6 separate regions of the Homo sapiens genome follow, and all the other regions are linked to region 1. The links are chromatin loops, found by intact Hi-C in ENCODE. Cell type or tissue: PC-9. All regions are shown on one strand. Region 1 overlaps TNS3 (tensin 3). Region 2 has its middle 200 kb from the start of SNORD151. Region 3 has its middle 20 kb from the start of TNS3. Region 4 has its middle 4.4 kb from the start of UPP1. Region 5 overlaps TNS3 (tensin 3). Region 6 overlaps PKD1L1 (polycystin 1 like 1, transient receptor potential channel interacting).

Region 1 (5,000 bases):
CTAGGTGTCAGTGTCACTGGGAAAGGAGCCCATTGGCTTGCCCTCCTTCACTGGTACTCACTGTGTGTGCCCATCAAGAGAAAGGCACGTGCACAGGGATATAGGGAGAAACTTTCAAAGGGGTGAAATGCACAGAAAACTGAGAGCAGTCCAGGACTGTGGCCCTAAACTTGCTCCCTGGCAGCTCCCTACACACAGGCCTTATGGTTGATTCGCTTAAGCCACTCTCTAGGGACTAGAGGCGTCTAGACCAGAAGGCGCAGGTGAGCCATGGGAACAGGAAGTCCCAGCCCACATCTCAGCACATCTTCAGCCTGTCCTACTCCCTCCCACAGAGTAAATCCCGGACACTCCTGCTGGTCTGCACTTGCTCCAAAGCAACAGAGAACCAGCCTGCACTACATCCACACCCTCCCAGGGCTGAGGCCATGGGCAATGATGAGGCAGGACCCTGAGCCGTTGTTGTTCAGGACGCAGCAGCTGGGAGATGGGGGTGAGGGTCATCCCCAACAACGAAGCACCCTCCAGAGGGGCGCTGGGTGAGAAACAGACGGACTTACAGTGCTGGCCCCACCCCTTCCTCACCTTCTGCTGAGCGACCTCACGCGCATCCAGCCCTCCCAATCTGAGTGTGATCGCCCACGCAGCCCTCCTCCCACCCGACTGCTCAGCATCCACACCCATCGTCCTCCACCGTGCCCTGCCAATGCCCGAATGCTGTATGCACAGGCTAACTAAACACCACTCTGTGATGACTGAGTGTCAAGGTAAGATCTGGGGAATGCAGTATCGGTTTGTACTTTTATTTTTGGGTCTCACCTGACTTTTGCCAAAGCCACAGATGTTGAGTTTGGCTCTTCTGACCAAATGGAACACCTGGATGCTGATCTAACAGGATCCTTGAAACTCTTCTCTCTGCTTCCTGGAGATCAGAGAGATTAAGGAGCAAGAACATTTGCGTATATCCATTGACCTAATAGAACTCAATTTCACTGTGACTCTGGTCAAATATGTTTGCATGAAGACTCCTGATGAGACACACAGAATCTGGAAGGGGCAGCGGTGAATCCAGAAACCATGAGCACGCACACATACACGTGTAGGTGATCTTCAGCCGAGACTCTGCTGTGGTGTATAGACCCGTGTCTGTGTTTCTGAAGTTTACTGAGGGGTGGAAACAATCTATAAGCAGGAAATAACCACTGTCCAGTCAAATACCTGGACTTATGGGCCGTGAGGACAAGAAATGCATACCCAGAGACTTGTGGGAAGCCTTCTGTGACAACATGCATGCAGAAACCACTGCAGGCTGGGGCCGGCAGAACAGACCCACATAGGTCACCTGGATCCACTGTCCCAGATCACTGGATGCTCAGCTCACTAAGCCCCACACCCAGTAATTTACAGGTGGAAAGTGTGGGTGTTTTGTTGGAAATTTGCTTAATTTTTCAGTAAAATAAAATGGAGACCATTAAAGTGATTTCATTTATCTGAAGCTCCTCATCATCCATTTGGTCAGCATTCTTTCTGAAAGAATCAAATAGCTTCATGAGACTCCATCACGGTCACTGGGGCAGAGGCAGGGATGGCAGCACGTGACCTGCAAGACTTCCTGACAGTCACATCTGTCCTGTCCTTGTGTTGGTTGGTCTTGTTGCTCTGGTCACTTCCTCTGTCTGGCTTTCTGAGTTCAAGTAAAACATACTGAGCAAGTCTCAACACACACACACACACACACACACACACAACACACATAAAAAAACCTCACACACAACACCTCACACAACACACAAAACAGCACACAAAAAACACCTCACACACAACACACACAAAACACCTCACAAACAATACACATCACATACACAAAACACTTCACACACAACACACACACATAAACACACACAGCACACACACCTCACATAACCCACACAACACACACAAAACACCTCACAACACACACAAAACACTTCACACACAACACAACACATACACAAAATAAGCAACACATACACAAAACACAACACAAACAACACACACTACACATACAACACACACTGCAACACACACACAACACCTCACACAATACACACAACACAGACATGTACACACACACAACACAGGCATGTACACACACAACACACTTCAGCACAACACACACAGCACAACACACACACCTCACAACACACACAAGACACACCTCACACACAAAACACCTCACACACAACACTTCACACACAACACACACCACAACACACACAAAAAACACCTCACACACACAAAACACCTCACACATAATACACACAACACACACAGCACAGACATGTACACACACAACACACCTCAGCACAACACACAACACACAAAGCACAACACACACACCTCACACACAACACACAAAGCACAACACACACACCTCACACACAACACACACGACAGACACACCTCACACACAAAACACCTCACACACAACACTTCACACACAACACACACACCGCAACACACACAAAAAAAAACACCTCACACACACAGGTAACACCTCACACAATACAACACATGCAACACACACAAAACACTACACACACTGCAACGCACTCAAAGCACCTCACACGCAACACACAACACACACACCTCACACAACAGACAACAGACAACTCACACACAAAAACACACCTCACGTACAACACACACACTGCATCACACAACACACAAACACAACATACACACACAAAACACCTCACACACACCACAGACCACAGACACACGCATCTTGCACACAGAGCTGTGCAAAGGTGGAGTGTGAGCTCCAGCCTCAGGCTGAAATGTGAGCCCTGCAGTCACCTTGGAGGGAACTAGCCCACTGGCCTCGGGTGAGGTGAACCAAGAGAAGCACCGCCCTGATGACTCAGCCACTATTCTTACCCAACCCCTCTTCCAGGGCCACAGACCACAGTGGCCAAGGCCAAGCAAGAACAATCACAGCGTGAGTGCAGGCAGCTGGTGCGGGCTCGGGACCTGCCCGGAGCTGGATCAGGCACTGCCCTGAACCCTCCCACACCAGAGGCCGCCACCAGAAGGCGGAGACACCGGCCTCCTTCAAGGACAGTGGCCCCTCTGTAAACAGGCGGCACTTCCCCGGGGGGGGGGCCAGGCCCTCCCTGGACTCAGGCTGGCTGTGGGCTGCCCAGGAGGCCGGGCGGGGAAGTGGGTCCCATACATGGCCTCGGGGTGTCCTAGTGAAGGCTGCCCTGCACCTGAGGGCATCAAGATTTGCTGGTATGAATCAATCGCTTGCAGAGTGTATGAAGGTAAACACAGGATGGAAAAAAACAAGGACACTCTGCCCTTGAACTTCAATCAAAAGCTGTGGGGCCACCATTCGGACCACTGTTAGGCCGCAGCATCATGAAAAGATCCTGCAAACCTGCAACTACCAAGGACAGACTCGCATGCGCCCTTGTTCTGACCGTGGTGCCTCCAAGTCTGCAAATGCGGGATCACAGGAATCATCTACTGTGTCTGTCATCGGTGCCCTCACCCTCAGGAAGCAGGGGACACGCTCTGGAACTCATCAGACTGGTTCTCTCCATCAGGAGAACCAGATCAACAATGAATGGCACACAGCAAAGGCTGTGGGCACCAGAAGAACCGCACTGCCAACTCACCTTCACAGGACAACCAACCAGGCTCTTCCCCACACATCACGTGTCTTCCCTGTGTCACACTAGCACTGAGGATCTAAGCATGTTATTTCATTCGATCCTGGCAGTGACCCCAAGAAGAGCTGGTGGCGTCCTCATTTTACAGAAGAGGAAAGTGGAGCCCAGAAAAGTGAAAGAACTCCATTCAGGGCCACACAGCTCACCAGTGTCATACCCCGGATGGGACTCAACCCAACTCTAGTCCATGCTCACACCTACCACTACATTCTGTGCCTGTGTGCGCATGTGAGCACTGCGTGTACACATACACGTAGACTTACAGAGCAGCTGGACCACAGGCTGTGACTCCCCTGTAAGGAGCCCGGCCACCTCTCCCAGCCTTAGGGACAGTAGTTACCTGAACAATGGTGAAGCATTCTCTCTATGACCCAGAAGACCACAGCCCATAGAACGGTAATGTAAGCAGAAAGACACCAATTGTCCCTTTATAGTTCTAAAAGCCAGAGGTCCCAATGAGGCTATGCTGCAATAGCTTGCCTCTGACATCCCTCCAAAATCATCATTCTGCTCGACTCATGGAGACGTGGTGCATGCCCCTGATGCCTTAGTCTACACCCTCCATAATTTCCCACGTCGCACATTTTCTCTGCTGATTCTTGTTTCTTCCCACCTTCCAGAAAGGCACATGCCAATCATTGTGGTTTCCTTTTCACACTGGCTCCCAGGAAGCTCCAACCCTGTGTCCATGTAACATATGCCAAGTTGACATTCACAAAGGGAGGTTTGCCTCCCAGCTCCTTTCTCAACAATACTATGTGCCGATTTTGAGTCCATGAATTAATCTAACCTCACATCCCACTTTTGTAAGCTGCTGCAGTAAACAGAAGATTCTGCTACCAGGAATATGAAAACGAACATCACAGGTAAATAGCCACGGGTTCAATGCGCCACAATCACGGAAAAGGTTCCTTCTCCATTGTGTCTTAAATGCCCCGGGGAGCCACAAAGGCACCCTATGCCTGCAGACAAAGAACCCTCACACAGTATGTCATTAAGATGACAGACACCCTTACAGTCCTGTCCTGGGATGTCGGTAAGTATGGCTGGCAAGGCTCATCACTGCCTTCTTTCTGCCCTACCAGGGAATTAGGCCCAGGGGTTTCAAAACAATCATGCCCTCAGCCAGCACAACTCCAGGAATTTTGACAGACCCGGCAGCTCACCTCGATAAAACATGCTGGGATGAAGCTATTCTAGAACCTCTCCAAAGGGGTCATGCCCCTCAGGTTAGCTGCAGAGCAGAGGAGGGCCTGGGGGTGGGTACAAGTGCCAGGTAAACTC
Region 2 (5,000 bases), 210 kb before region 1:
TCTATCAAGGCTGCAGTGCAGGCCTGAGCCCCACCTAATCATTTGGCAAGCTCCAAGTCTCTGCCACGTTCTCATCAGTCCCCTCTTCTGTGATCAAGGTCTATTGCTCCCCAGTTCCCAGACGATGACTGAATGATGACCAAAAATACTCTGGTCTTCTCCCTGACTGGCTTGGAGCAGCAACGCCCATCTACGAGTCCCCTTTGCATTCCTATCTGCTGGGTTACATTTCTTATCTAAGGTAAAGTTGGGAAGCTAAACCCAGATCTTTTGGAGAACCAGCCACTTCACTCAGAGGCCCCCATTATGCCTGGGAGGTTTGTCTGTCCCCAAATTCTCCTCCTATCTCTCAGTTCTCCTACCCCTACCACTCAGTTCTTTTTTTGCATACTTTGCTGCTAAGGCTGCCAAGTGATACCATGTCACAGATGAAGGGATTGAGGTGGTGCCATCATATAGGCTCATCCACTACAGGGTGCTTATAGTTCTTGAAATTGGCACCAGCCAGAAGAGTGTTTGATGGATAAAGTTTATTTTCTTTTTGCTTTTATTATTATTATTATTATTATTATTATTTTGAGACAGAGTCTTGCTCTGCTTCCCAGGCTTAAGTCCATGGTGCGACCTCAGCTCACTGCAACCTCCACCTCCTGGGTTCAAGCGATTCTCCTGCCTCAGCCTCCCAAGTAGCTGGGATTACAGGCACTTGCCACCACTCTGGCTGATTTTTTTGTGTGTGTGTATTTTTAATAGAGATGGGGTTTCACCACGTTGGCCAGGCTGGTCTCAAACTCCAGACCTCAGGTGATACCCCAGCCTCGGCCTCCCAAAGTGCTGGGATTACAATCGTGAGCCACCGCGCCTAGCCAATGAAGTTTATTTTCACGTTGATTCCCAAGTCTAGGTCTCGAAAATGACATGTCTCAAGACCATAGCCACTTTGGCACTGTAAGGCCATTGTTCCCCCAGCAATCTGTGTGCAGAGATCTAAGGATGATGGCCCATACACTGAGGCCTCTTGAGTTTGTCTTTAGTCTCCTTTTAGATTCTTTTATAATAGCTTTATTGAGACATAATGCACATACTGTGCAATTCACATATTTGAAGTGTACGATTCAATGGTTTTTAGTATATCCACCATCACTGCAATCAATTTTAGAAGATTTTCATCACCTCATAAAGGAAATTTCTTTTGTTTTATCTCCTGGTATTTCTTTATAGTTATAGACAGATGGTAAAGATGGCTGAAATGTGGGTGGGGAGCACAAAGGGGGGTGAGGAAGTTGCATAGTAGGAAAGGGAGAAGGGTCTGCACTGTCCTGCCTGAAGGAACTTACCATAGTGATGATGTGAGCTGTTATGTGCACTGAGACGGGAGACCCCCAGACCAATGCATCAGTCACGTGAAGATGGGGGCAGCCTCGGCCCCAGCAGTACGAGGAGTTCACCTTGACCCTTTGAAAAGCTTACCAACCCCTGTCCTGTGTGATCACTATTACAGAGGATAAACTAGTCATATGGGAAATGGGTCTCAATGTTTCACAGTTTGAGATGCTGAACATCCACAAATCCTGTCAAATGACTTCATGGGGATTACAGAAAATCCTATTCAATAATTTTTAAAGGTAACTCTATCTAGATATTATTTAGTGAAGATTCCTTGCCAGGCAACATCTGAATCACTTAATGTGTACTAACTCATCTGATTCTCACCACAATCTTGGCATGTAAGCCTGATTGCTTTTCCCATTTGACAAATGGGAGAAGCTAAATAACTTGTCATTGTACTAGAGTGTATACAAGGCAGAGCCAAGATTTGAAGCCAGGCAACGTGGCTCCAGCATCCACATTTCTAACCACTAAATTTTCCATTTCACTAGCTTTCCATTTTGAACCTAGCCACTAACATATGCAGCCCTCATCTTTGCAAATAAAGTTTTAAAATACGGCCTTCTGTAGTAAGTGACGCTGCCCACCAGGGGGCAGGACTGCCCCACAATGCTCTCAGTCACTCCCTTCATTCACTACAGTCCCTGGCCCACTGAGGTTGTAAATTGAGCTCAAACCTTTCTGTGAAAATGCAGGGCAAAGGGCAGAAAGAGGGAACCACTCAGGGGAAATGGCTCACTGGGGACGTGTGTGCACAGAAGTCCTCTCCGTGCCATAGCAGAGGACACAGGCTCTGGAATCCCGTGGGCCAAGTTTTCGCAACATTCTGTGCTAGTTGGCTGGATGCCTCTATACAAAGAAATTAAAGCAAAGAGAAAAGCAGGGGGTAAAGGGGACCATAGAAGAAAAAATTCTTCATATTTTTCTTTGCCTGTCTCCCGACCATAGCCAAATCACTAAACTTTTCTGACCCTGACCTTCATGATCTGTAAAATGGGGATGGGCCAGCTGCTATGTGACCCCTGGAGAAGAAACGTCCCGTCAGCAGGGCCCCTCCTGTCAGGGAGAACCTCAGCCGCCTTCAACAGCTCATTTCCAGGCAGCTAAGGTCACCTCACTCTTCTTGAGCCCTTCAGTGTGGAGCTGCCATTGCAGCTCTAACAAGTTAATCATAAGCCACCCCTCATGGCGCCAGGGCGAGGCTGTTTATAGACTTATCAACTCATGACACACAGGGTGGTTCACGTGACTTAAGCTTTGAGTCCTATATCTTGGCCCAGATGGCAGGAAGGATGCTTTGACCCATGACCACTCTGGTTTGTTCCTGGGTTGGACATTCCTTGGGCTTTCTTCAGTAGAGGGAAGCTTGAATACATAAACCATAGCTAACATGGGAAGTGCAGACATTGCGTTCTGCAAGCAGTAGGCACTCAACCAATGTCTGCTGTGCTGTCCTAATCGGCTGAATGTGGCACAGGAATCCAGGAGAGTCGATACGGCCTGGGAAACCATGCAGAATCTCCCCAAGGAGGAGGCACTTCTCCATATTCATTCTACTCTGACCCAAGCACGTGGCAGGGCTTGCTCTGTTCTTTGCAAAAGAGACAGTTTGATTGACATTTTCCTCACCTCCATCTTTCCTGCTCTAAACCACAAGCCAGACAGACAGAAAGACAGCTCCATTACTTCAGTGCTGAGCCAGTCTCCGCAAGGAGACAGCCTTACGTTGACCAGGCAGTGGGCTGGCGGGTGAGTGACGAGTGACAGGTGTCAAGTGTGAACCTGCCTAGGTGCTCCTGAAGCCTGACCCTGGCCTTCTTACACATCCGTCTGGAGGACATTCCCAGTGAAAACTGAATGCCTGCAACTTCATCAGCCTTTAGGGGAAAAAAATGAAGCCACGTTAACTTATAAAATAATAATAAACTTGGAAGTTAGACATAGAGGAAAGTACACAAATAATAAGGAAAAAGCTCCATTAATTTTCACAGTGAATACACCCAAATGAAAAAAAAAAAAAAAAAAAAAAAACAGAACAGCATCAGTGCCTCAAAAGCCCCTCTAATATTCCCTCCCAAACAGCACTGTCTCTTTCCTCCCCAAGAACTGCCATCCTGCCCTCTACTGCCACAGGTTAGTTTTGTCTGATTGTGATATCCATATAAATGAAATTTGATAATAAGTACTCTATGACAGGTCTGGCTTTTTTGGCCTGTGGTTATGTCTAAGTTTCATCCGTGTTGTTGAGTGTAGCCACTGATAACACCTAGACCACCAGGTCTCAACTCAGTCCTTTTAAAGTGGGCCCCAGGTATCTCAGGGCCTCCTCAAGAGGTGCCTTACATGTACTTAAGAATAGGTCTGCCTGAGGCACCATGCAACACCAAAAGATCACAGTGCTTCTAGTACTATGGGCTGAGTCAATCAGGCTGCAGAAGGCAGGGAGAGATGCTGAAACTCACTGCTCCAACCCAACCCAAGCCACATCTGTTACTGATTTGAGACCTTTCCTCATTTCTAGTGTAAGCATTTAGTGCTATAAATTTCCCTCTCAGCACTACATTAGCTGCATCCCATGGATTGTGATATGTTTTATTTTCTACAGAATTCATTCTGTTCTATGTTTTAAAAAAATTATTTTTGAGACTTCTTTGATGGGTTATTTAGAAGAGTGTTGTTTAATTTCTAAGTAATGAGAAATTGTTAATCTTATTATTATTAAATTTAACTTTTATTCCATTATGATCAGAGAACATGCTCTGGATGATATCCATTTTTTAAAATTTGTTGAGATTTTTTTCGTGGCTGAGAACATGACCTATCTTGGTGAGTATTCCATGAGTGCTTAAAAAATGCATAATTCTACTATTCTGTGGAGCATTCTACATACCAATTAGATTCTGTTGGTTGCTTGTGTTGTTCAGTTCTTCTGCATCCTTTCTGACTTGTTGTCTAGTCATTTGTCTTAGTCTGTTTGGGCTGCTATAACAAGAATATTATAGAATTATAAAATGCAAACATTTTTTCTCACAGTTGTGGCGGGTGAGAAGGCCAAGATCAAGATGTCAGCAGATTTAGTGTCTGGTGAGGGCCCATTCCTCATAGATGGCTCCTTCTAGCTGTGTCTTCACATAGTGGAAGAGGCAAACAAGTTCCCTTGGGCCTCTTTTATAAGGCCACTAATCCCAGTCATAAAGTCTCTGCCCTCATGACCCAATTACCTCCCAAAGGCCCTATCTTTCAATGCCATCGCATTGAGTATTAGGTTTCAACACATAAACTTTAAAGAGACACAAACATTCCAACCATGGCATTCCAACTCTGGCCCCCCCAAATTAATATCCTCCTCACATGCAAAATACATTCATTTCATTTCAATTTCTCCAAAAGTCTTAACTTGTTCCAGCATCAACTACAAAGTCTAAAGTCCAGAGTCTCATCTATAAATATTATCCAAATCAGATAAGGGTGAGACTCCAAGGTATATTTTATCCTGAGGCACATTGCTGTCCACCTGTGAACTGTGAAACAAACAAGTTATGTGCTTCCAAAATGCAATGATGGAACAGGCATAGGATAGACCTTCCCATTCTGAAGGGAAGAGATAGGAA
Region 3 (5,000 bases), 130 kb after region 1:
GAAAGTGGCTACCTCAGTCTTTTATAATAGAGAAAGGGAAGCCTAGGAAAGAGAGACAAGATACAGGTATTCCCAGGGTGCATCTGTGAATTGCTAAGGATATGGCAAGAACAGCTATCTCTCTTCTAAAGTTTATCCGCTCCCATACAAGGTTTAATTTCTTTCACCAGGATGAAACAGCTTGGGGTACAATGTTGTTGTTAGTATATTTTACTTCTTGTCTCTGTAATCTTTGGCACTCAATTCTTTCCTTGTTATAATACACATGTTTAACTCATGCATTCTTAACCTTATAAAACTTGTTTTTTTCTCTCATGCCTAGAAACCCTCAAACTCCAAACCGTCAGGCAACCGGAGCCTCAAACGATGGCTCCCCTTTGCTAGGAACCCTTAGATAGACCTCTGGGAGGAGTCTGACTGCCGTTTTCCCCAAAACAACGCCCCTGTCAACAGGAAACAGCTAAGACCGGTCATCGTCCATATTCTAGTGGCAGTTAGATGTACCTCTTTAAAGGGGGGATATGATAAGGGAGTGCTGGGAAGGGAAGAGCGTGGTCCCTTTAAATGATACAGAAGCAGAGAGGGGAAGAGCTGGGTAGAAGAAGGCGGGTTCCTGGCTAGGGCTTCACCCCCAAGGACCTAGGTGAGGACAGGCACTTCTGCTTTCACGTCCAAATGTTGCAATTTCCAAGACCACCCTGGCCCACCACCACCTGGCCCCATCCTGGGCCTATAAAAACTGAGACCTTAACAAGGCAGAGACACACAAGCGACTGGACATTGTGAGGAACACATAGGTGGAAGAAGACACAAGCGGCTGATCGTCGAGAGCACGCAGGCAGAAGAGCACATTGACAGGCACCGGCATGCCCGCAGGCCATCAACTGGTGTAATGACATGGAGTTTGGCTGGGGCAGTCTGAGGAGAGCCTGGGCTGCCGAGCTGCCCAACTCCAGGGGAAAACAATTTCCCTCTGGCTCCCCTGTCTGCTGAGAGCTACTTCCACTCAATAAAACCTTGCACTCATTCTGCAAGCCCATGTGTGATCTGATTCTTCTAGTACACCAAGGCAAGAAACCCAGGGATACAGAAAGCCCTCTGTCCTTGAGACAAGGTAGACGGTCTAATTGAGCTGACTAACACAAGCTGCCTATGGATGGCAAACTAAAAGATCACCCTGTAACACACGCCCACTGGGGCTTCAGAAGTTGTAAACATTCACCCCTAGACACTGCCATGGCATCAGAGCCCCACAACCTGCCTGTCTGTATGCTCCCCTAGAGGTGTGAGCAGGGGGGCACCAAAGAAGTGAGCCACATCCCCATCACATGCCCTGTGAAGAGGACAAGGGAACTTTTCCCGTTTCAACTGCATTACAGCAACATAATGAGATACTGTCTCTTTAAAAAAGTCTGAAAACCACTAATCTACGGTTCTATTGGCGTGATTCACAGCTGAGAAAACTGGGGCTGCAGGACAGGGTGCTGAGCCAAGACGGGCACTGAGTTCTTTCTCCGGGTCAGAGCAAGCTCCTTCCTCCTCCACCAGTGTCTTTTCTCCTGACTTGTTTTCTGACCATTCACCCTGGGTTCAGCTTGGAGCAGGGCCTGTGTATTTACTGCTGAGGCCACATTAACTCTTAGCAATGATTAAATTTTGACATCTCAAAACCACACTTCCGAATGTCCCCTTCAGAGGGATGCAATGATAACTCCTGCAGACCTTCAGCAAAGGGATATTACTTTTGTGCCCCCTTGGTCCCAGTGTAAAAGTGTTGACTGAAATTAAAAAGGGGAAGTGGTTGTAATTCACCAGGGCCTTTCCTCTTAAGTGGGTCTTGACTTTAATTTCCACCCTCAAGGTGAAGGGCAGAAGGTTTCTCTGCAATTTCACATTAGTTTAACAAATGGTTTAATGAGCACTAAAATCAGTGCTACCCTATGTTGCCCAACCCCAGGAAGAGTGATTCACATTGAATAGAATGTGGATGCTGCCTGTCCCTGGGATGGTGGGGTTCACAGCTTTGCCTAAGAAATCTGTTCAGTGTGTACATTAACACAATGCACGGGGGGAAGGTGATTCACACCAATTCATGGGGGAAGGTGATTCACACCAATGCATTGGGGAAGACATCAACCAGGGGAGGAGACGGCCACATAAGGAAAGAAGCATATTGTGATATGGAAGGTAAAACAGAGGTGCAGGGTGGCCTGGAGGAGGAAATGACTGACACTGAGAGGGGTTTAGGGATGTCCTCATGGAGATGGTGACATCTGAGCTGCATTTTGAGACCTCTGCCGAAATCAGTCATGTCACACTGTGTGATTCAGAGCCACCTGTGTGATTCAGAAGCAGCTGGTGAAAAACACCGTGAAGCTTCCCACTATGGAGAGACCCTCTGACGACAAACTCAGGCCCAACTGATGGCAGATCCTGCTCAGCACACATTTGACAAAGCAAAGTTCACCTTGTTAGAAGTTGACACCCCCCACCTGCTCCTGTGCAGAGGTCCTGCATTCTTACACCCTGGCCAGAAGAGGTGTCAGAGTGGGGCATGGACTCTGTAAGCTGCAAAAGAAGCTGCCTGGGAGGAGTCAGGCTGGAGGTCAGCTTCTACTTTAAATTCTCTATGGGACACTGGTAAAACTACAGCCAGGATTCAATTCCAAGAAGGTTATCAGAGAGACAATCCAAGGTTTAGGTGCAAAGATGTTCAGGGCAGCATTGTTTATAATTATGAGAAATATAACAATCAGAAAACATTTCCTGAGGACACTATGGTCAGGGAGCAGTTTCTGTGTTTTAAAGGAATAGCCTGCTGTGGTTTTGAATAGTTGTGTCCCCTCTAAAACTCATGTTGAAACGTAATCCCCAATGCAACAGTGTTAAGAGGTGTGGCCTAATTAGGAGGTGATTGAGTCATGAAGGCTCTGACAACCTGATGGGATTAGATGCCCTTAGGAAAAGCCCTGGTGGAGGGAGTAAGTTCCCTGGTTGGCCCCTTTGGTTCCTCCCACCTTGTAAGGACACCATGTTCCTCCCCTTGGTCGTATGCAGCAATAAGACACCATTTTGGAAGAGCAGACCAGGCTGTCCCCAGGCACTGAACCTGCTGCGACCTTAATCTTGGACTTTTCAGCCTCTAGAACTGTTGATAAAATACATTTCTGCTCTTTATAAATTATTCAGTCTCTGGTTTCTTGTTATAGCAGCACAAACAGTCAAAGACATAGCCTATTGAGACAGGAATTATAATTGTTCCCATTTCCCAGGCAGCAAAACAGGAACTCTAAGAGGGCAGGTTTGAACTCAACCTGCATGGGATTGGCAAGGTGAAAATGATGGCTTCAGGCCGGGAGCAGTGGCTCACGCCTGTAATCACAACAATTTGGGAGGCCAAGGTGGGCGGATCACCTGAGGTTAGGAATTCGAGACTAGCCTGGCCAACATGGTGAAACCCCTTCTCTACTAAAAAAAAAAAAAAAAAAAAATACAAAGATTAGCCGGGCATGGTAGTGCACACCTGTAGTCCCAGCTACTCAGGAGGCTGAGACAGGAGAATCTCTTGAACCCTGGAGGGGGAGGTTGCAGTGAGCAGAGATCGTGCCACTGCACTCCAGCTTGGGCGACAGAGCGATAATCTGTCTCAGGAAAAAATAAATAAAATAAAATGATGGCTTCAAAAAATTTTCTTAGAAGATTTTGCTCAAACAATCTAAAGTTATGCAGAAAAGACATGCTTACATAGATAAAAACATGCTTAGAAGGAACCTTGGGCAGTGGGCATGGTGGCTCACACCTGTAATCCCAGCATTTTGGGAGGCCGAGGCAGGCAGATCACAAGGTCAGGAGATTGAGACCATCCTGGCCAACATGGTGAAACCCCATCTCTACTAAAAATACAAAAATTAGCCAGGCGTGGTGGTGTGCACCTGCGGGAGGCTGAGGCAGGAGAATCACTTGAACCCAGGAGGCAGAGGTTGCAGTGAGCCAGTGAGAGGTGAAGCCAGCTGGATTTCCTGGGTTGAGTGGGGACTTGGACAACTTTTCTGTCCAGCTAAAGTATTGTAAACACACCAATCAGCCCTCAGTGTCTAGCTAAAGGATTGTAAACACACCAATCGGCACTCTGTAAAAATGCACCAATCAGCGCTCTGTGTCTAGCTAAAGGATTGTACACGCACCAATCACAGCTCTGTAAAATGGACTAACCAGTGCTCTGTAAAATGGACCCATCAGTGCTCCGTAAAATGGACCAATCAGCAGGACGTGGGTGGGGCCAAATAAGGGAATAAAAGCTGGCCACCAGAGCCAGCAGCAGCAACCTGCTCAGGTCCCCTTCCAGGCTGTAGAAGCTTTGTTCTTTTGCTCTTCACAATAAATCTTGCTGCTGTTCATTCTTTGGGTCCACACTACCTTTATGAGCTGTAACACTCACCATGAGGGTCTGTGGCTTCATTCCTGAAGTCAGTGAGACCACGAACCCACCAAGAGGAACAAACAACTCTGGACACGCCACCGTTAAGAGTTGTAACACTCACTGCGAAGGTCCGTGGCTTCACTTCTGAGGTCAGTGAGACCACGAACCCACCAGAAGGAAGAAACTCCGGACACATCTGAACATCTGAAGGAACAAACTTCGGACACATCTTTAAGAGCTGTAACACTCACTGCAAGGGTCTGCAGCTTCATTCTTGAAGTCATAGAGACCAAGAACCCACCAGAAAGAATAAATTCTGGACACATGGAGATCGTGCCATTGCACTCCAGCCTGGAGGCAGAGGGAGACTCTGTCTCGAAAAAAAAAAAAAGGAACCTTGCAAGAAGTAAACATGTTAATGGTGACAACCAGGATTGTCCCTTGGGGGTAGGATTACTGGCAATTGTTAAGGCACCTTAGACTTTTCCTTCATTTTCTAGTTTCCCACTGTGGGGTTACATTACTTTCATGATGTGAAAAACCCATGCTACTTGCCAATGACTTAAATTATATATTCGAC
Region 4 (5,000 bases), 610 kb after region 1:
TTATGCTTGTTCTCTCCCCTACCAGGTACACCTAAATACTGCCTCTTTTTTAAAAAAATTAAAAATCTGCAATCCTTTTAATCCTAGGAGCTATACTAGTTTAGAAGTTTAAAATAAAGATGTAATGAGGAATTTGGTGTCCTAACACCATGAGTCATAGTGATACAATAGCAATATCACCTTTACTATGAAGAATACCTGAGACCAAGCCTAGGTAAAGGAAATTGCAGGCCTGTATTGAACATGCAAGTTTCAGGCTATGGTTTAATTAGTGAGTCAATTTTCTGTCTCCAGTACATTGGCACACCCAAACCTTAAAGATATGTCACACTCATTACCTAGCTGGAAATCAAGACAACTGTAGGACAAAACTAAGCTGACAGTCACTAGAAAAGTGATGATGTCTGATCACCAGTGACACCTCATTTTCCAGACCACATTCTCCTACCTAGGGGTACAAATGGGATAGAGTGAGACGAGGGAGCAAATAGCTTTACCTGGCATGTGAGATAGCAAGCATAAGGAAACAATGATAGATTAAAACTATACTCTTACCAGCCATTGTGAAAGCAAGGCAGCAGACTTCATTTTTCTAACGAGGTGGCTCCAAGAATGCCTCATCCTAGCTCTCTGCGTGTTTTCTAAACATAAGCAGCAGAATAACAAACAGAACAATGAACCAGAAAAGCCTTCTTTTTTTTTAAATTTTATTACTATGATACTTTAAGTTTTAGGGTACATGTGCACAACATGCAGGCTTGTTACATTTGTATACATGGGGCACTGAGTAGTTCTATATGATGAGTGAGAGTTGGTGGGAAGAATCTCGCTTTTTGTATTTTGGCAAGAATTTGCTAATTTGAATACATTTTTCCCTGACCTCAACCATCCTGCAGAACCATATTATTCCCCTGCGTAGACGAGGAGGCTGGCTCAGATGGTTTTTGGTAACTTGCCCAGTCATCAGCTAGGGTGCGGCATGGCCAATGACCCCTGTGTCAAATCTCATGAGGAAAATATCTCCATGGGTCATATGGCATGCTGAGTCCAGTTCAGAAATGAACCCTTATTATTCCTGGGTGGAATTTGTGAAGAATTTCAGTCTGAGATAGTGGTTTAGAGCAAAACCAGTCAGGTAGAAGGCTTCTTGGAAAACTGGAGAGCAAATGGAGCTGTGTGGCAGCAAGGCATGAGACAAGGGTGTTTCCTAGATTAGATGGTTCCAGAGGCCCTGAATGAGAAATACCACATCCTGCCAGCACCACCTCTCCTAAAGGTGAAGACTGAGAGGGCAAGAACCAGTCAGCCATTGGCATCCGTTGGGTAGCTGGCTGTGACTCCTAAGTGTTTTGTATAAATATCTCATGGCCTGTATCTTTTCTGTAAACATGGATATGCCTGTGAAGCCTCTGGGCAGCTGGAATCCTGTGGGAATCCTCCACTTCCTTGGAGGCTAGCCATTGACTGTGAGGACTAAGCTCTGACGTTTTTTTTTATCTTGCCAATTCTTATCTAAGGGGTCTGGGGAGTCATGCCCTATAAACAATGAATTCTCATGAGATGGGTTTTATTTAACCCTATATATCGTGACTTACTTTCCAACCTGACTCTGGCATAACATTACGAGACAGGGAAGAAAATAAAAATATTTTATCCCAAAACATGTTTCTTTGCCATATCTTGAAATGGCCCTGCAAAGCTGTCCTTTGTGGGGGAAATTTGCATCTGTAAAAAATCTCTATTAACATAGCTAGAGCTTTTTCTTCCAGGCTCTCCCAATTTTAAAGAGATTAACTGGCCGGGCACGGTGGCTCACGCCTGCAATCCCAGCACTTTGGGAGGCCGAGGCAGGTGGATCACAAGGTCAGGAGATCGAGACCATCCTGGCTAACATGGTGAAACCCTGTCCCTACTGAAAATACAAAAATTAGCTGGGTGTGGTGGCGGGCGCCTGTAGTCCCAGCTACTCGGGAGGCTGAGGCAGGAGAATGGCATGAACCTGGGAGGCGGAGCTTTCAGTGAGCCGAGATCGCGCCACTGCACTCCAGCCTGGGTGAGAGTGTGAGACTCCATCTCAAAAAAAAAAAAAAAAAAAAGAGATTAACTAAGTGTCTAGCACCTTTTATTAAAGATCTGAATAGGAAACATTTGTCATCTATTGTCTCTAAGGGCAGCCACTATAAGACTTCAAATACCCTGGGTCTCCACAATCTTTTATCTTAACCTGGACATTTCCTTTCTATCAATCCAGGTCTTTAGACAAACTCAACCAATTGTAAACCAGAAAATGTCTAAATTTACCTATAGCCTTGAACCCTGCCCCCTACCCCGCTTTGAGTTGTCCTGCCTTTCTGGACCAAACCAATGTATTTCTTAAATGTATTTGATTGCTGTCTCATGCATTCCTAAAACATATAAAACCAAGCTGCACCCTGACCGCCTTGGGCACGTGTCCTCAGAACCTCCTGAGGGCCGTTTGCTGTGTCACGGGCCATGGTCATTCACATTTGGCTTAGGATAAATCTCTTCAAATATTTTACAGAGTTTGACTCTCTTTGTTGACTACTAGGACCAGCAACCTGGGAAAGTGATGGCTCATCAGACTGGACTCAGCTGCCAGGGGAGTGGGCCTGCCACTGTGAGCCTATCTGAGCTGGGGGTGGGTCAGGGGACTGAGTAGCTCTATATGATGAGTGAGAGTTGGCGGGAAGAATCTCACTTTTTGTATTTTGGCAAGAATTTGAAATCTCAGGGGTCTGAGTCATGCTGTAGTCTCACCACAGGCCTCAGGGGAGTCAACTTCTGACCTGGAGGCCTGGTCTGGGTTTGTGGTGTCTGAGTCATAGTTCGTGTGATAAAAGTACGTGCTCTGGTGTGGAAAGCAGGCAGAGGCTTTTTCACTCCATTCTGTCTCACTGACAATGAAAATGCTAGCTGTGACCCACCACATGGGTTTCATGACCCACGAATGGACCAGGCAGCTGTTTAGAAAACACTGCGGCTCAATTTCTGCCCTCTCTGAGGGGTGTTCTAGAAATCTGTATGGCTGCTGGATTGGAAAGAAAAGAGCAATTGCATGAGGAATTGGGAAGTGAGGACAAACAGAGAAGAAGCCTCAGCTACTATCTCTAAAATATTATCTGAGAAAGAAAACAAACAAACAAACAACAAACACATTTCTTTTCCTGAGGAAGGTGAGCCTTTAAATTATCAGGCCCAGAGAACATTTAGAACAGAACAGCAGTCATGGCTCACTTCCCCTTCAGCTAAGTGGTTACCTCTTGAAGCCACTTGCTATGTGGCTGTAGAATAACTGAGGCCAATTAGCCATAAGATGCCATCCACCCTATAGTTCAACACTGTGTGGGCAATCACTAACCAATGTTATTTCTGTAAACCAATGAGGATTCCTGACAACTCTGCAATCGCCCCATCTCCTGAGTTGTTCTTTTTTCTTTAAAAACTTGAGCCTCCTTTTTGTTCTTGGAGCACTCCCCATGGCAACTTAGAAGTGTGTCCTGGGCTACAGTCCTCAACCTGGGCACAAATAAACTCTCTATGTTAATTTTGTCTCATCTTTCTTTTAGGTAGACACATTAGCTTTGGGAGAATTTCAAAGAGTTTGAAGTTACTTAGATTTGGGAAACCTGAAGGGCAGTGGTGTGTCACTATCTGGTGTGGCCTGGCCTTCAGCCTCTCAGCCCCTTCCCTCCCCACCTCTCAGAGCTCAGGGCCAACTGCATCTCTGAAAGAGCCCAAAGACCTTGTTGAGGAGCAGGGGGATCCTGGCTGAGCCTGCAAGCCCTGGGTCTCTTCCAGACTTTCCTGCCTCTAGCAGCTGCTGCTCTAGGTGGCCATTGGTGGGCTGCATTTGCTCTCTGCTTGCAAACATTGATGACACAGGTATTTTGGGTGTGGTTTAGTAGTGGCCCGACACAATTTTGTTTCCAGTTTGTCACACTGACAAGGTTTTAACCTGACAAATGTTAAACACAAATTATAGGAGGCCATTGTTTTAGACTAAGCTCTTGCACTAGGCCCCAAAAGACAAGACTAAAAATAAAAATAAAGTCACCCATGCTAACGTTTCAGGTCACCAAACTTACTGGAAAGGCGTCCTGATCCTGAGCCCTAGAGAAAGTTCTTGGATCTCCTACAAGAAAGAATTTGGGGTGAGTCCACAGAGAACAGTAAAAGGAAGTTTATTAAGAAAGGAAGGGAATAAAAGAGTGGCTACTCCATAGGCAGAGCATCCCCAAGGGCTGCTGGTGGGTATTTTTTATGATTACTCTTGAATATGTGCTAAGCAAGGGGTGGATTATTCCTGAGTTTTCCAAGAAAGGGGTGAGTTATTTGGTTATTCCCCCTTCCCTTTTACAAGGGAACCCTTAATCCTAAGGGTTGTAGAGTCAGGAAATATGTCAGCAGGAGTCGACTCAGAGACTCTTCATCTTGAATAGGAGCTGGGTAAAATGAGGCTGAGATCTGCTGGAGTGCATTCCCAGGAGGTTAGGCATCCTTAGTCACAGGATGAAATAGAAGGTTGGCAGGTGGTATCACAAGATACAGGTTACAAAGACCTTGCTGATGAAACAGGATGCAGTAAAGAAGCCAGCCAAAACTGGCCAAAACCTGCCAAAAACCAGCAAGGTGAGGAAAACTACCTCTGGTCTTCCTCATTGCTCATTATTCGCTAATTACAATGCATTCTCATGCTAAACGACACTCCTACCAGCACCATGACAGTTTATAAATACCATGGCAACATTTAGAAGTTACCCTATATGTTCTAAAAGGAAGAATTCCTAGAAAACTCATGAATAATCCACCCTTATTTAGTATATGATCAAGAAATAACCATAAAAATAGCCAACCAGCAGCCCTAGAGGCTGCCCTGCCCATGGAATTGCCATTCTTTTATTCCTTTACTTTCTCAATAAGCTTGCTTCTTTCACTTTACTCTGTGGACTCACCCTGGCCCCGAATTCTTTCTTGCACAA
Region 5 (5,000 bases), 60 kb after region 1:
GCTGGGGAAAAGCAGGAGCTCCCTGAGTGCAGGCAGCTGCAGCCACCCTCCCAGGCACAGCACCCAGGCATCTCTGCGGCCTGCACCCTCGGGCGCATGGGAAGCCCCCCCCCGCCCACCATCCCTGCTGGCTCAGGAGTGTCTATTCTGGCTGCCTGGCCTGTCTCCTCTCCCGGCCCCCCACCTCTCATCTCAGAGCGGGATTGGGGACAAGTACCAGGGCCTTGAATGGCAGCGGTAGGCAAAGTCCTGGGCAGAAGGGGGTGGGTCCTCAGTAAGGCCCCACCTTCAGGCCAGGGAGGGCCTGTAGGCTGGGGACGGGCTGCCAGTCCCACAGACTGGAGTGGGGACTCATGGTGCCTCTTCCAGCCAGCCCATGGCCGCCCATGGACCAATCAGCAGGCACTTCCTCCCCTCCAAGGGCTTTTCCATGTTCAGCCAGAGCAAGAGAGAGGACAGAGAGAATGGAGAGACCACAAGAGACCAGCTGCACAGAGGAGCTACCCTCTCTGCCGAGAGCTTCAGAGACCTGCAGAGATGTTGGGACTTCCAGCTGCAGAGAGGAACTACCCTCTCCAGGGCCTCCTCTCTGCTGAGAGCAGCAGAGGTCGGGATGACCTGCCTACAGAGAGGACACTGTGGGTCTCCTCTGAGCTGTTTAACACTTAATAAAGCTTATCTTCATCTTCTTCACCCTTCCCCGTCTGCCTATCTCATTCTTCCTGGACACAGGACAAGAACTCAGGCAAAGGTGCCACTGGCCACAGAGGTTTCCAGCCAGAAATTGGACACCCCAAAGATCCCATAAGACTATTATAAGGCTCTCATAGTATTCATGAAGTGGATATAATATCACTTGAAGGTAGCCTGTGATGTTACAGAGGTATAGTATAAACCCTAGAGCAACCACTAAAATCATGAATTATAGGTAATAAGCAAACAAGAGAGATAAAATGAAATAATAAAAATTATTCAATTAATCTAAATGGCAAAAGGAAGTAAAACAAAGGCAGAACAAACAATAGGTAGGAGAAATAGAAAACAAGTAGCAGTATGACAGATTCAAACCTTGCCATATTAATAATCATATTTATGTAAATAGTCTAAGTATCTCAATTATAAGTCAACAAAAGTTGTCAGATTTTATATATATATATATATATATTTTTTTTTTTTTTTTTTTTTTTTTTTGAGACAGAGTCTCGCTCTGTCGCCCACACTGGAGTACAGTGGCGCAATCTTGGCTCACTGCAACTTCTGCCTCCCAAGTTCAAGCAATTCTCTGCCTCAGCCTCCCAAGTAGCTGGGATTACAGGCACCCGCCACCATGCCTGGCTAATTTTTGTATTTTTAGTAGAGACAGGGTTTCACCATGTTGGTCAGGCTGGTCTCGAACTCCTGACCTCGTGATCCATCCGCCTTGGCCTCCCAAAGCGCTGGGATTACAGGTGTGAGCCACCGCACCTGGCCTTTTTTTTTTTTTAAAAGACAAAGGCTAGAAAAAAGAGGTACCTTGCTGATGTTAATCAAAGGGAAGTTGGAGTGGCTATATCAGACAAAGTAGGCTACAGATCAAAGAACATTACCAAGGATATAGAAAGTCCTCTCATAATAATAAAAGGATTGATTCATCAAGAACACCTAACAGTCCTAAACATTTAATCACTGATATGGCTTGACTGTGTCCCCGCCCAAATCTCATCTTGAATTCCCATGTGTTGTGAGAGGGACCCAGTGGGAGGTAACTGAATCATGGCGGCAGGTCTTTCCTGTGCTGTTCTCATGATAATGAATAATTATCATGAGATCTGATGGTTTTATAAGGGGGAGTTCCTCTGCACAAGCTCTCTCTCTTTGCCTGCTGCCATGTGAGATGTGCCTTTCACCTTTCGAAATGATTGTGAGGCCTCCCCAGCACGTGGAACTGTGAGTCCATTAAATCCTTTTTCCTGTATAAATTGCCCAGTCTTGGGTATGTCTTCATCAGCAGCATGAAAATGGACTAATACAATCACCTAATAAAGAACTTCATGGCCAAGCGCGGTGGCTCATGCCTGTAATCCCAGCATTTTGGGACGCCGAGGCGGGTTGATCACCTGAGCTCAGGAGTTCAAGACCAGCCTGGCCAACATGGTGAAACCCCGTCTCTACTAAAAATATAAAAATTAGCTGGGCGTGGTGGCGGGCACCCGTAATCCCAGCTACTCAGGAGGCTGAGGGAGGAGAATCCCTTGAACCCAGGAGTCAGAGGCTGCAGTAGGCCGAGATCATGGCACGGCACTCCAGCCTGGGTTGACAGAGTGAGACTCCATCTCAAAAAAAAGAAAAAATAAATAAAGTAGGGGAAAGAGTCCTGAACCAAGCAGAAGCCTTCACATAAGTTCTGATACCTACACTACAAGCTCTGTGGCCCAGGACAAGTCACAACCTCTCTTAAATAGAAAAGATATCCTCCCCCTCCTGTCTCTTAACAGCTATTGTAAATGACCAAACGCTGTATCATCTGTCAGTTCATAGGAATCACTGGGGCAGTTTTTAAAACAGCTGACCCAGGCTCCACCCCAGACCAATTAAATCAGATTACCTGGAGGTTGAATCAGAACACTGGAATGTTGTCAAACCCCCCACCCCAGCTCCATCCCGTGATTCTAATTTGCGGCCAAGACAGAACCACCACTGTATATAACCGACTATACTGTAAGTATCTATATACATTTAAGGTACTGTTATTATGTAGTTGTTCCTATGTCGGTATCTGGTTTTTTCAAAGAGATTGCATCCTTTCTGATAACACAGGTTGTGTGTTCAGTGCTCTGCAAAAGAAGGATAATGATGCTGCTAATTATGCAGTTGGTAACACTAGCTAAGTGCTTCTGTGTCATTACCGTAATCACCACTAGTCTACAAACCGTGATGGTGAGATGCAAAACCGAGATGCAGCACCACACAGCCAATGGATGAGGCATATGAGACTCAGGCCTCATATGCCTCAAGCCCCAGTCTCACGCTCAGACAAGAGTAGCATTCAAACACCTAACAAACACATCTCTCTATTGCAATGCAGCAGCTGGTACGTACTTTTCACTCGTATTGCAGTTATTTGTTTATATGCCTTCTCTCCTGTGCTATATTGCAATTTCCTAGATGCAGGACACCAGGCTCTTTCCCCTTTGTCCTCTTAGGGCCCTGCCCAGCGCCTGGCAGACAGTGGACCATGGACCCTCAATTAATATTTGTTGACCAAATGAATTAGCCACAGTCTGTGGGCCAAGGAAAGATACTGTGACCTTTCATTCCTCACAAATACCTTTATTCCAACCAGGGAGAAAGAGGCACTGTTTTCCTGCAGCTTTCTTGCCCACTGGTCCACAGCTAGAAAACTTAAAGAGGGAAACAGCATAAGCACTGTTGCGAGGGCTCAGCCATTTGAATTGCTGGATCTCTGAGGAGTTCATTTAGGATAGTGTAATAACATCTGCTCACGCTTCATCTGTACATAACATCTCTATTGTGAAATGAGACCAGACGGGATTAGACTGCCCTTGTTTTCACCTGATACTGTGCTTTCATTTCTCCCAAAGGGGGAGAGGAGGCAGCAATGCTGAAGCATTTAGCAGGCTCAGTTCAGGAATCTAAATTGCACTTAATTGTTAGGAACAAAATGTTGGAAGGGTAGAGAGCAGGCTGCTGGTTCCACAAGGACTCCCTGAGGGGGACACAGTAATTAGTGCTGGTCTTGATTGTGAGGTCTCTTTTGAGAAAGAAAAATCTCTGCAAAATTGAACAGGGAGGTGCTCCACATGAATGCTCCACTCTGCCGAAATGCAAAACCGCAGGGATCTCTCGGATAGGTTCTCCCGGCTAAAGGTCGCCCTGGCAAAATGGTTACACACGCAAAAGTGCAAAGCTGCATCAGCACAATCCCAGCTATGTTTTCCTTTCAGGAAATATTCAGCTCCACCATAGTAAGAGGATTTAGGTAGGCATTCAGGCACCTGGGAAACCTTCAGAGGCATTCTGGAGAGGCAGACACTGATCAAAAACACATTCCCAGCCCAACTTTACTCTGATGTTAAACAGCCAGGAACACTTCCGGGCCTCGGGGATATTTCCCAGCCCACAGGGGGCCGGTATCTGGGGCAAGAGGGACACCCTCCACATCCAACACATATTGTTCCCACACTTCCAGGCAGCAGCGTTTGACCACTAAACTTTAAAAGGGAACGCAGTACACCTCAAGTTAACCAGCTGAAATTTTGACAGTTTTTCACCCCACAGAACCTTACAAAAGCTTCAGAAAAACAAATGCAATAACTTAGGGAAAGGGAGGCTGAACCTAGCGGGGAGCCAACCAGCACCGCTCTGTTTAATTCAGCAATAACTTAGGGAAAGGGAGGCTGAACCTAGCGGGGAGCCAACCAGCACCGCTCTGTTTAATTCAAACACCGTGAAAGGCCGTCCTGTGGACCACAGAGCACCGCTGGAACCCATGCGGTCCCCAGGGAACCTGTAAGGATTCCTACATCCCAGCGCATCCCCCACTTCATTGCAGAGCTAAAATGCCCTTTACCTTTGCAAGAAACACGCGAGGGATAGCAGGTCTGCGCAATGGCCAGTATCCCAATTCCATTGCAGGGAAATGAACCCAAGAAGCCTTTTCAAGAGGCAGTTGAGTTAGAAAGAGCTAAGCCTGAACCCTCTTCCACGCTTACCAGAAGACGCCCCCACTAGGCAAAGCTCCACTGGCCCTCTCGCTCCTTGTCCTGCGCGTGCACACACAAGGGTACACACGCACCCACGAGGACTCAGGCACGGACCAGCGTACACATGCCTGCACACACAGACGCGCGCTCACAAGCACACACGCGTGGACGTGCAGACGGGGTGCACACACACTGACATACGCGCACTGACAAGGGCACACGCATACACATGAGCACAAGCGGGTACACACCAGCACAGCGTCCACGGGCACCAGTGCACACCCGGCGCAGCCCACG
Region 6 (5,000 bases), 310 kb after region 1:
TAGAAACCTCAAAAAGAAGCCAGCCGACAGTGTATTTTAGTCCTTGAGAATTCAACTTTCTTGAACCCTGCTAGGAGACAATTTGGCCCAAGTAAATAAATTATGTGTTCACAGTCATACAGAAGCCCTGGTTTATATCCTTAGTGCCTCGAGTGCCATTCTAGCACACATCTAAATAAAAGGGATTAACAATAATATTTCAACTTCATTGGAGCTATGTCTGCCAGGAAGGAATGAATCAGCAGCCACAAAAACATTCCTGCTTGTGAAGTCATCCCGGGAAGACTTAGTATAATCCATGAAAGCAGAGAGAATTCATTTCAGAAGGCTGTCTGCTTCAACATTTCTCTTTAGGTTTTAAGTTATTCCCACTTCCAATATATTAAGTATTTGTAAGCCATATCTAGTTCTTTTAAATTTAATTAGCTTTTCTTGTGATGTCCATCATGGGAAAAATTCCAAGACATACTTAGAAACATAGAAAAGCTTAGAAAAAATAAGAACCATTAAAACAAATCATATCTCACAACTATGACCCTATCATTTTGTCATCTCTTTACTTGAGTAATACAATAGCTTCTTTTTTTTTTGAGACGGAGTTTCACTCTTGTTGCCCAAGCTAGAGTGCAATGGTGCTATCTCGGCTCACTGCAACCTCCATCTCCCAGGCTCAAGCAATTCTCCTGCCTCAGCCTCCCAAGTAGCTGGGATTACAGGCGCCCACCATTATGCCCGCTAATTTTTTGTATTTTTAGTAGAAACGGGGTTTCACCATGTTGGCCAGGCTGGTCTCGAACTCCTTACCTCAGGTGATCCGCCCATCTCAGCCTCCCAAAGTGCTGGGATTACAGACATGAGCCACTGCGCCCAACCCACAATAGCTTCTTTTTAAAAGCGTTTCACTTGGAAATAATTTTAAACTTAATAAGAAAGTTACAAGAGTAATTCAGAAGTACTCAGCTACCCTTTCCAGAGCCACCTATTAGCATTTTCCCATGCTTGCTTTATTAGTTGCCCTTTTCTATCCATATACATCACCCACCACTTCTTTTTGCTCAATAACCAGTTCACTAAATATTTACTGAGTGCTGGTCTCTGTGGAAGCCACAGTGGTGGAGAGAAAGTCATGAGAACTCAGCTAGCAAGGGCAGAACCAGGATGTGAGAGCAGGTGAGAATGATCATTTTTAGTTAAGTCTAGGAATATACTGGTCCTTAACATGCTGAATGAAGTCTGGGAACTATGGGGTGCATTCTTCCTGAGCATACCTCATTTGAACTTGATGTTTGCATCCTTACCGACCCCTCTCGGCTTCACATGAAGAAACACATCATAACATAGGTCCAAGTGGATACAAAAGTTGCTCAGGTTTTTGTCCATAATTTTGAGATTTGTACTTTCCAAGTTCCAGGAATATAATGTTTTCTGAGTGGACATAGTTCACTTTCAAGTCAATGTTGTTCATCTTTGGATCCCCAGCCTCTAGAATTGTGCCTGGCACAAAAATACTTGAGGAATGCATGAAACGTGAAAGTGTTAATAGTCTCTATTAAAGCTATAGACAGCACTTACAGCATGCAGACACGAACTCCTTTAACTCCTTTACCTCTCTCAGTGGTCTCATGGGAGAGGCTCTACTACTGTCCTCCTTTTACAGAGTAGGATGTAAAGACACCAAGAAGTTAAGTCGCTTTCCTACAGTCACCCAGCCAGTAGTTAAAACTGAATCACTCCACAGTTGCTCAACCCTCAGACCTGCCTGACCTCCATGTTTATCAGCAGGAGTTGGGGCATCTCTAGGGCATCATACTTTCTGCATGTTCAGGCCGAGTTGATATTTCTTTCTTTTTTTTTTTTTTTGAGACAGAGTCTCACTCTGTCGCCCAGGCTGGAGTGCAGTGGTGCAATCTCGGCTCACTGCAACCTCTGCCTCCCGGGTTCAAGCAATTCTCCTGCCTCAGCCTCCTGAGTAGCTGGGATTATAGGCGCCCATCACCACAGCCGGCTAATTTTTGTATTTTTAGGAGGCACGGGGTTTCACTACGTTGACCAAGCTGGTCTCGAACTCCTTACCTCAAGTGATCCACCTGCCTCGGCCTCCCAAAGTTCTGGAATTACAGGTGTGAGGCACCATGCCTGGCCAATATTTCATTTTAAAAAGCCCCTTCTAGCCTGTTTCTTCCTCAAGGATTCAAACTTAGTGTTCAGATACATTGCATCATCTGTTAGAAAATACCAAAGTCAATGAAGATTCAGTAAGTTTACAGAACCTAACTATAACTACAAAAACTTCTAGATTTGAGGGAACTCAGTAAATTTCTTTGACAGTCACCTGTGACGGGGGCTACGTAAACGCATTGGGAAAAGCTAAGTATTCTAAATCTTCTCATTATTTTACAAACTGGCAAGTTAAAGGAAGAAGCTGAGAGAAAATTCACCCTCTTGATGGCTTCCTGCTCCTAAGTAACACTGACCAGCAGAGTTCAGAGCACAAACCTTGCTGAAAAGAGTGGCTGTGGACTGTGGCACGCCAGTCTTCACAGATTGTGTTGGGGACCCCAAATGTGAAAGGGAATGCAGATTTTCCACAGTTATAAAAACCATCTCACCTTCCTCCTGGCAGGTAGGTGCTAAGGAATTACACTGAAAAAAATAAAGGCAAAAATCCTCTAGGAGAGACTCTGTGCCCTGAGGTCAGGCGCTCCCCTCTGGATGTTCCTGCCTTACGCAATGGTATTCACAAAAGCAAATCAAGAGGAAAATATGTGGAGGAAAAACCCTTCTGACATCTCTAAATTGCATCCACTGACTAGTGGCCTAGCCAGCTCCTGCAAAGTGGTGAGTCATCGCAGTAGAGAAGAGGCCCGAGCAAGGAGCAGGGCAAGAGCTCGGAGGTCCTTCTGCCCAATCAGCAGCAGCCCCCGGCTGGGAGGTCTCTTCGGGGTCCAAGGCTACATAGCTGAGAGGCCACAGAGTGCCAAGAACCGTTAAGGGGGCCGAGCTGGCAAGGGGGAGAAGGTGGGGGCTGGCAACTCACCGCATTTTGTTGCCATGAGTCACTTTAAAAATACAAAGAACAATATGATTTGTAGGTGGTTATTGATAGCTCCAGGCATCCAATCCTTCTAGTTTATAAAGATACAAATCTTAATTATTAATGGTTAAGATGAAGAAACAAATAAATGCCTTGAAGTTAGGAAATTCAAACGAATTGTTTCCTCAGATCCCCTCACACAAAAAAGGGTCTGTTCTGTAAAGTCCAGCTTGCTTGGCCTATTCCAAGACCAATGACATTCCTGGTTCTTTCCCAGGGAGGCCAGCTAAACTCATGTTGCAGAAACTTGAGTTCTGCAGGCAGAAACCCACCTGGGAGCCAGGTGAGAGAGACCCACCCTTGGCAGCATTAACTTTTTGCCAAACATACTTTTGATAAATACCTCATAAAGTGATAGTCCAGAAAGCGTTGTGTTTTCCTGTGGAATGAAACCAAAGTTATGATTGCATTGTTGCTGAAAACGTCCCACTCATACACAAGAAAAGTAAGTCATAAGGGCAAAGACAGCACCTACAAGCCTCCACCATCATTTGAGGGAAATTCTTTTCTCAGCCATAGGAAATTAGTATAGATTACTATGTGTTGTAACTGTATAAGGACTCACAATAGTGTGTGTTGTGTATATAAAGGACTGCTCAACCATATTATAAATTTAAAGTTCTTGCTAGTTATATGAGCTATAAAATATATAAACAAATTAAGCGGGTTTAAAGGAAAGAGATGAGCCATACGCCTTTAAAATGCTGTGGTGGGACTTTGTTTTCATTTGCTTTTTGAGACAGGTTTTCACTCTGTTTCCCAGGCTGGAGTGCAGTGGCATAATCATGGCTCACTGCAGCCTTGACCTCCTGAGCTCAAGTGATCCTCCCACCTCAGCCTTCCAAGTAGCTGGGACTAGAGGTGTGTGCCACCACACCTGGCTAATTTTGTATTTTTTGTACAGACAAGATCTCATCATGTTGCCCAGACTGGTCGCGAACTCCTGGGCTCAAGTGATCCTCTAGCCTCGGACTCCTAAAGTGCTTGTATTGTAGGCGGGAGCCACTGTGTCCGGCCTGTTGTAGGACTTTTGAACTGACAATCTTTTTGTCCTTAACCTTAGTAGTAAAGGCTCTGATGTTGTATTATTAAATATAATACTGACATTTAACTTGAGCTATATTCCTATTTTTTTTAAAAATATCGATTTCATTTTTATTAAGAATATGTTTTAATACTTAGGAATGAATGTTGAATTTTATCAAATGCAGCCATGGAAAAAATAAAATGATAGCTTCCTCCCTGTTTGGTGAAGGTTATTAATATATTCTTTTTTTATTTATTATTTCATTTATTTTTATTTTATTCATATATTTTTATTTTATTTATTCTATTGCCCAGGCTGGAAATGCAGTGGTGCGATCTCTGCTCACTGCAACCTCCACCTTCCAGGTTCAAGAGATTCTCGTGCCTCAGCCTCCTGAGTAGTGGGGATTACAGGTGTGCACCATGCCGGGTTAATTTTTGTTGGCCAGGCTGGTCTCAAACTCCTGGCCTCAAGTGATCCACCTGCCTTGGCCTCCCAAAGTGCTGGGATTACAGGTGTGAGCCACCACACCCAGCCCAGTTATATATATATATATATTTTTTTTTTTTAATTTTAATTTTAATTTTTTTTTTGAGATGGAGTTTCTTTCTGTTGCCTAGGCTGGAGTGCAGTGGTGCAATCTCGGCTCACAGCAATCTCCGCCTCCCAGGTTCAAGCCATTCTCCTGCCTCAGCCTTCCAAGTAGCTGGGAATACAGGTGCCCGCCACCACACCCGGCTAATTTGTTTTGTATTTTTAGTAGAGATGGGTTTTCACCGTGTGAGCCAGGATGGTCTCGATCTCCTGACCTCATGATCCGCCCACCTTGGCCTCCCGAAGTGCTGGGATTTCAGGTGTAAGCCACCGTGCTTGGCCTAT

What was found. Peaks named below come from ENCODE experiments on the same cell type or tissue, not always from the same donor. Only the 100,000 strongest peaks of a DNase experiment are listed, where the experiment ranks them.
Region 2: it touches region 1 in a loop (12-fold over the local background); 3 of 110 quality-filtered maps call a loop at or near these places.
Region 3: a loop joins it to region 1, with 8 times the contacts of the local background. A loop is called at or near these places in 4 of 110 quality-filtered maps.
Region 4: a loop joins it to region 1, with 3 times the contacts of the local background. A loop is called at or near these places in 2 of 110 quality-filtered maps.
Region 5: it touches region 1 in a loop (4-fold over the local background); 7 of 110 quality-filtered maps call a loop at or near these places.
Region 6: a loop joins it to region 1, with 7 times the contacts of the local background. A loop is called at or near these places in 3 of 110 quality-filtered maps.

What each region holds. Positions count from the first base shown.
Region 1 is chr7:47,472,400-47,477,399 of GRCh38, forward strand. All of the region lies in intron 4 of TNS3 (tensin 3), which reads right to left. Among named protein-coding and RNA genes, the nearest start is that of SNORD151, 10 kb to the left of the region's middle. RefSeq lists an enhancer at 2,768-3,311 and a silencer at 3,186-3,245. In PC-9, CTCF peaks have their summits at 3,092 (motif pointing right) and 3,291; DNase peaks (open chromatin) are centred at 1,603, 2,902 and 3,632; H3K4me3 peaks cover 1,269 bases; H3K27ac peaks cover 3,691 bases.
Region 2 is chr7:47,264,437-47,269,436 of GRCh38, forward strand. No RefSeq gene overlaps it. Among named protein-coding and RNA genes, the nearest start is that of SNORD151, 200 kb to the right of the region's middle. In PC-9, CTCF peaks have their summits at 1,976 (motif pointing right) and 2,191; a DNase peak (open chromatin) is centred at 2,085.
Region 3 is chr7:47,599,516-47,604,515 of GRCh38, forward strand. No RefSeq gene overlaps it. Among named protein-coding and RNA genes, the nearest start is that of TNS3, 20 kb to the left of the region's middle. RefSeq lists an enhancer at 1,546-1,635. In PC-9, no CTCF peak of the experiment used is centred here; DNase peaks (open chromatin) are centred at 1,466, 2,076 and 2,966; H3K4me3 peaks cover 2,876 bases; H3K27ac peaks cover 5,000 bases.
Region 4 is chr7:48,082,326-48,087,325 of GRCh38, forward strand. No RefSeq gene overlaps it. Among named protein-coding and RNA genes, the nearest start is that of UPP1, 4.4 kb to the right of the region's middle. In PC-9, no CTCF peak of the experiment used is centred here; DNase peaks (open chromatin) are centred at 246, 1,046, 2,746 and 4,576; H3K4me3 peaks cover 256 bases; H3K27ac peaks cover 5,000 bases.
Region 5 is chr7:47,531,960-47,536,959 of GRCh38, forward strand. The region is part of intron 1 of TNS3 (tensin 3); the gene reads right to left. Among named protein-coding and RNA genes, the nearest start is that of TNS3, 48 kb to the right of the region's middle. RefSeq lists an enhancer at 4,816-5,000. In PC-9, a CTCF peak has its summit at 2,886; DNase peaks (open chromatin) are centred at 2,582 and 3,532; H3K27ac peaks cover 2,734 bases.
Region 6 is chr7:47,783,900-47,788,899 of GRCh38, forward strand. The region is part of intron 56 of PKD1L1 (polycystin 1 like 1, transient receptor potential channel interacting); the gene reads right to left. Among named protein-coding and RNA genes, the nearest start is that of PKD1L1-AS1, 8.9 kb to the right of the region's middle. RefSeq lists a silencer at 2,812-3,106. In PC-9, CTCF peaks have their summits at 2,411 and 2,612; DNase peaks (open chromatin) are centred at 252, 1,742 and 2,902; H3K4me3 peaks cover 2,805 bases; H3K27ac peaks cover 5,000 bases.